2 separate regions of the Homo sapiens genome follow, and region 1 is linked to region 2. Evidence: chromatin loops called from intact Hi-C (ENCODE). Cell type or tissue: B cell. All regions are shown on one strand. Links, peaks and the distances in the headings refer to the core of each region. The heading gives the core; the rest is flanking DNA. Region 1 overlaps C17orf67 (chromosome 17 open reading frame 67). Region 2 overlaps DGKE (diacylglycerol kinase epsilon).

What was found. Peaks named below come from ENCODE experiments on the same cell type or tissue, not always from the same donor. Only the 100,000 strongest peaks of a DNase experiment are listed, where the experiment ranks them.
Region 1: a loop joins it to region 2, with 2.3 times the contacts of the local background. A loop is called at or near these places in 12 of 110 quality-filtered maps.

Annotation. Positions count from the first base shown.
Region 1 is chr17:56,818,660-56,821,576 of GRCh38, reverse strand. All of the region lies in intron 4 of C17orf67 (chromosome 17 open reading frame 67), which reads left to right. Among named protein-coding and RNA genes, the nearest start is that of C17orf67, 14 kb to the left of the region's middle. In B cell, for the core only: CTCF peaks have their summits at 1,516 and 1,720 (motif pointing left); a DNase peak (open chromatin) is centred at 1,736.
Region 2 is chr17:56,869,123-56,872,039 of GRCh38, reverse strand. DGKE (diacylglycerol kinase epsilon) reads right to left here. Exons shown (of 12, transcript NM_003647.3): 12 at 2,473-2,917. All of the region lies in intron 1 of LOC124904037 (a long non-coding RNA gene), which reads left to right. It also overlaps the pseudogene RNU6-1158P. Among named protein-coding and RNA genes, the nearest start is that of MIR3614, 21 kb to the left of the region's middle. In B cell, for the core only: no CTCF peak of the experiment used is centred there; a DNase peak (open chromatin) is centred at 1,629.

The sequences.
Region 1 (2,917 bases), core at 318-2,817, 51 kb after region 2:
GGGAAGCTGAGATGCCAGCTGGGAGCCTGGTGCTGGGTGAGAGATAACAGTGGCCTAGATGTGGGTGGTGACAATAGAGATGGAAGGATCTAGACCCATAAGCACCACACACAGCTTATGGAGTTACTATCATTGCTTTAAAGTTACTATCATTATTTTAAAAAATACTGTAGTCTAGTCTACCAACTATACTATAAATTCCATATTTTTACAATGTATATATAATTCTTTACAATGTACATGTGAGGTAGACAGTAAAAAAGATGAAAGCAAATATGGAGAGGACTGTTAGAATTTATTTAATTTACCCTGGGCCTAAAAAATGTCGACACATTATAATTCTCTTGATGGGGACAGATTTGGCATTTTTCTATACTTAAAAAAATGTTCCTTTGGGAGGCCAAGGGGGTAGGATTACTTGAGCCCAGGAGTTTAAGAGCAGCCTGGACAACATAGCAAGACCCTGTTTCTAAAATAAATAAATAAATAAATAAAAATAATTAGCTGGGCATGGTAGTGCACGCCTGTGGTTCCAGCTATTTGAGAAGCTGAGGCAGGAGGATCATTGGAACCCAGGAGGGTGAGGCTGCAGTGAGCTATGCTTGTGCCACTGCACTCCAGCCTGGGCGACAGAGCAAGACCCTCTCTCAAAAAACAAAAACAAAACGAAGTTCTCTTGTCTCTAAAGTTTCTATAGTTCAGTGTGATGACATTTAGAACTCTAGAATGTTGGGTTTGTCATTTGTCAATGACACTTAAATATCTGTGTAATGGGACAGTTCCTTCCAAAAAAAAAAAAAAAAAAAAAAGGGAAACTCACCCAAACAAAAAGTTGTGTTTGGGTGTTGTGAATATGGGTGGTAGCATTATTCCTTTATAGGCTTTTAAATGTTATCAAATAGTTAACACAACAGGTCCTCAAATAACATTGTTTCCTTCAACGTTGTTTCATTACAATGTTGATGAGAAAAAAAATTGATTCCAGCCCCGGGCCACTGTCTGTGTGGAGTTTGCATGTTCTTTCCATGTCTGCGTGGGTTTTCTCTGGGTACTTCGGTTTCTTCCCACATCCTAAAGCTGTGCACGTTATGTTCATTGGTGTGTCTGAATTGTCCCCGCGTGAGTGTGTGTGGGTGGGTGTGTGAGAGTGTGCCCTGCGATGGAATGGTGTCTTCTCCAGGGCTGGTTTCTGCCTGGTGCCCTGAGCTGCTGGGACACGCTCCAGCCACCACGGCCCTGAACTAGAATAAGTGGGTAAATATTAATAACTATCTTACTTGTTTTTATTAATCTTTCTTAAATACATGTATAGCCTTCAACGTTTGATATTAGAAATGTTTTGGGTCCTTATTTAGAAGTTTGGTGATGTTTTGTGACCAGAAATATGCCATAGGAACTCACCTCTTGTGTATATCAATTAGCTTATGGTAAAATTGGTTCATTCTGGACCATTTGGCTTAAAGTCTCAGTTTCCAAGAATTTATCAGCAATAATGTTATGAGGACTTACTGTACCGCTTTCCTAGGCCACAACATCTGATGAATGCCTTCAATAGTACATCAATTAAAATAAAAGTACGGAAATAGTTTTAGGTGCAGCAGCACCCTCTCTCTCCACCTCCAGTAGATTCTCTGGAATCGCTGGCAACTTCTTGAATAATTAACCTTAGTGGCCTTGAGCTCTTTCCCCTGATCTTAGTTGTCCCTGGTTCCACCTTCTGCTCTGCCACCTTGTGGATTTATTGGGAATTGCGTCTTCTACTGGGAGCCTTGCCGACTCACCTCGTTACCCCGCTGGGGCTTTTCCTGAGAACCGGGATGGGGTTTAGAAGAGAATTCTCACCGCCTGAGTGACACTCACAATAAGACACTTTGCTCTTTCGGTCTTTCTATATTCCTCCCCCTCTCGCTTCTTTTAGGACAACATCCAGAGGCCAAGCTGAAGGGCATTTGATGGCCCTGCCAGTATCACACCTGAACGGCCCTCCCCACCCGAGACTTGCAGCAGCCTCCCAGGGTGTGATACAGGCTCCGACTCTCTCCAGTCTCACCACCTCAGTCCACCAGAGGTTGCCTTATGCTTTAAAAAATTATAAAAATAATACAAGCTTGCTTAAAGCTTACCAGTGAAGGAGACAGATTTTTAAAAAGTAAATAAATGCAATACGTATAAATTATGGTGAGTGCTGTGAGATGGAGAGTGGTGGTGGTGGGGGCAGGGAACTTTTTATTAAGAAGGCTGGTAAGGGCAGGCTTTCCTGAGTAGGAGAAATTTCAAATTGAAACCTGAAGGATGAGATAGATCCAGTCATTAAAAGAGGGAGAAAAAGCACATGCAAAGGTCCTGAGGCGGGAGTGGGCTTGTTAAGCTGAAAGTGAGTGAGTGTGGCCAGATGGCAGTGAGCAGGAGGGGAGTGGTTGGAGTAAGGTTGGAAAGGGCAGTAGGCACAAAAAACACAGGGTCCTGTTGTGCTTGGTAGGGATTTTAATTTTATTCTGACTCTCATGGGAAGATGAGGAAAGATCTTATGCATGGAAGTGATGAGGTCTAACTGATACTTTCTATTTCATCCTTGCTGCTACCTGGAGAACAGATTGAAGTGAACAGGGAGGGAAACTAGAATCCCATTTGGGAGCCTGGTGCCAGAAGCTGGGTGAGGGAAACAATGGCCTAGACTTGGGTGGTGGCATTAGAGACGGAAGGATCTAGATCCATGTTGTCTAATATGGTAGCACTAGCCACATGTGGCTACCGAGCACTTGAAATGTATAAGTGTAAAATCTACACCAGATCTTGAAGGTTTAGTACAAAAAAAGGCATAAAATCTCTCATTGACAACTTGTTTATATTGATTATGTGTTAAAATAATAATATTTTGGATATTTCATCATGTTAAAATATAATATTAAAATATTTA
Region 2 (2,917 bases), core at 171-2,670:
TCTTTTTCCTCAGCTGGGAGCCTCTGAATTGAAAAAATTGCTTGTTAGTATTTCAGCAACTCTTGAAAAAAGTTTTAGTGATACTTACGAATTTTCTTCAAGCAGTACAATATGAGATGAATAATTTCACCTCAGCAGTACCCCAAAGTAGGAGTTACTGACACTTCAGCTGCTCAGCAGGGAGAAGCTTACGGTGTTTTTATGTTAACAAAACATTAAGTGTTTGTTATATTTGATATTGTTGCCCAAAATGTAAAAGTTCCTAAAGAACACAAGGTTTTCATCTCATTAGCACTGCCTCCCTTGATTTATTCAGTTGGTTAAATCTTGGCTCCTGGGAATCTTTACTCAGGGTTTTCAATCCTTTGCTATTATTCTTCTTGTAGTTATTGTGTTTACCCATACACAGTGGGTACCCATACACAATGGCTTACCCAACACAGTGCATTGTATTTTCTCAATAATTTTTAAAATTTATTTTTGAGCGACAGTGTCGTGCTCTTTGACCCAGGCAGGAGTACAGTGGTGCAATGCTACCTCACTGTAGCCTGGAACTCCTGGACAAAAGTGATCCTCCCACCTCCGTCTCCTGAGTAGCTGGGACTACAGGTGTGCATCACCACACTCAGCTAATTTTTTTTTTTCCAATTTAGAAAGTTTATTTTGCCAAGATTAAGGACATGCATGGGCACGGGACACAGCCTCAGGAGGTCCCTGATGACATGTACTCAAGGTGATCAGGATTCAGCTTGCTTTTATATGTAAAAATATGGAACATTTCATGAATTTGCATGTCATCCTTGTTCAGGGGCCATGCTAACCTTCTCTGTATTGTTCCAATTTTAGTATATGTGCTGCTGTAGTGAGCACTACCCAGCTAATTTGTATTTTTTTGAGATGAGGTCTCAGTCTGTCACCCAGGATGGAGTGCTGTGGCGCAATCTCGGCTCACTGCAACCTCTGCCTCTCAGGCTCAAGTGACCCTCCTCCATCAGCCTCCCGAGCAGCTGGGACCAGAGGTGTGTGCCACCACGCCCGGCTAATTTTTTGTATTTTTGGTAGAGATGGGGTTTCAATATGTTGCTTAGGTTGGTCTCGAACTCCTGAGCTCTAGCAATCCACCTGCCTTGGCCTCCCACAATTCTGGGATTACAGGTGTAAGCCTCCATACCCAGCCCTGCCCAGCTAATTAAAAAAAAATTTTTTTTTTTTTGTAGACATGGGGTCTTGTTACATTGTCTAGCTGGTCTTGAACTCCTGCTCAAGCAATTCCCCTACTCTGGCCTCCAAAGTTCTGAGATTACAGGTGTTATTCACAGAGGCTGGTCCTTTCAAGGATGTTTAAGTGCTTTCCAGTAGTCACTCATATGTCAAAAGATTGCCGTAAGGATCAGACAACTGGAGGAAACCAGCATGGACTATGTCATTCCCGAGGGTGACTCTGAGCCCTAGGGCAGCTATTGATAAACATCTGACTCTTCTTCCTAGACTATGTCAATAGTGGTAACTGAGAGTAATGCTATGCCATTTGGTCACACTCTCAGCTTGCGGACGGGGTGACTAAAAGTGGGGAACTGTCAAAGCAAAATTAAAATGGAAACTAGGCTTGAAACATTCCTGAGCAAACAAACCAACTAGGCCTTAAAAATAGCCCTAACCTACTTAAACTGTAAACATAAATGAAACTTAACTTGGGTCATTTTTGGTAAATGCTTATGTTAGATACAAAACTTAACCTCAGCCAATCATAAGCAGCCAACTAACATGATCATGAGACTGGGGACTTTCCAAGAAAGTAAGCCAAAAAAGGCAACCAATCAAATCATTTCTTAATTTTGCTTCTGTATGCACTCTATGAATACTTGCCTCTGATGTTGTGTCATTGAAACACTAAATCCTCATTGGGTTTGGGGTTTCCCAAGTCACGAATTGCTTCTTAAGTACATTCTAAAATTTTATTGTGCCTGCTTTTTTTTCTTTTACAATAGTCCATGTGTAATACTTTTAGCTCATCATCTCCAAACTCCTTCCATGAGTAACTTTTTGGTATATGATGTTTCCTTGTACAGGGAATTCCTCAGACAGCCGCATAAGCCCTAGTCCTAGTGCTCAGAACAATGACACGTCTGCCAATATTTAACACTTTTAAAATACTGTTGGTGGTGGTTGTGTTGATGATGAAAGGCAGTGGGGAGGATGGCCTGGGTTCAATCTCTAGCTCCGGGCTATCAATGTATATAACATGGAGCCAATAATGTCTACCTCACAGAAATACAGATTATAAAATAAAAAGTAAAAGCATGTGACACCTAACTGTACAATAAATGTGTGAAGCTGTTTAAGTCCAAACATGGATCATTACATGTAAGATGGCCTATGTGTGAACATCAGCAGCTATCACAGCCACGTTCACATATATGTAAATTATCAAGGGGCATTACGCTTGGCACTGTTTAAAAGAAAGCAGGCAAGTGATCAAGTGAATTTTTATTACAAAAATTTTATAAAAATGGATTTCCAGGTAAAGATGGCAGAATAAAGCAGGACTACAGAATATTCTTCCTCTAATGCCTAATAAAATGAATAAAAGATGTTACATGCCACAGTACATTTTTCAGATCGTTACTGATAAATCAGAAAGCTTTATGAAAATCCAGATGGAAGGAAACACACAGTTCTGCCATGCATATTAAGATGCATTCACTCTCCTGCCCTAATAATTATCATATAACCTTATGGTAGACGATAGTCAATTAGTTGCCAACCAATACTTAAAAATTAGATTTCATATACTCTAAACTTCTGTCTTTTCTAGAAAAATAAATTGTTTACACTAGGCCTGCTTCCCAGGAATCATGTGCTCCAGTTTACCGAAGTCTCTACAACTCTTACCTTCGTTGCTTGCCCAGCTCCTGTA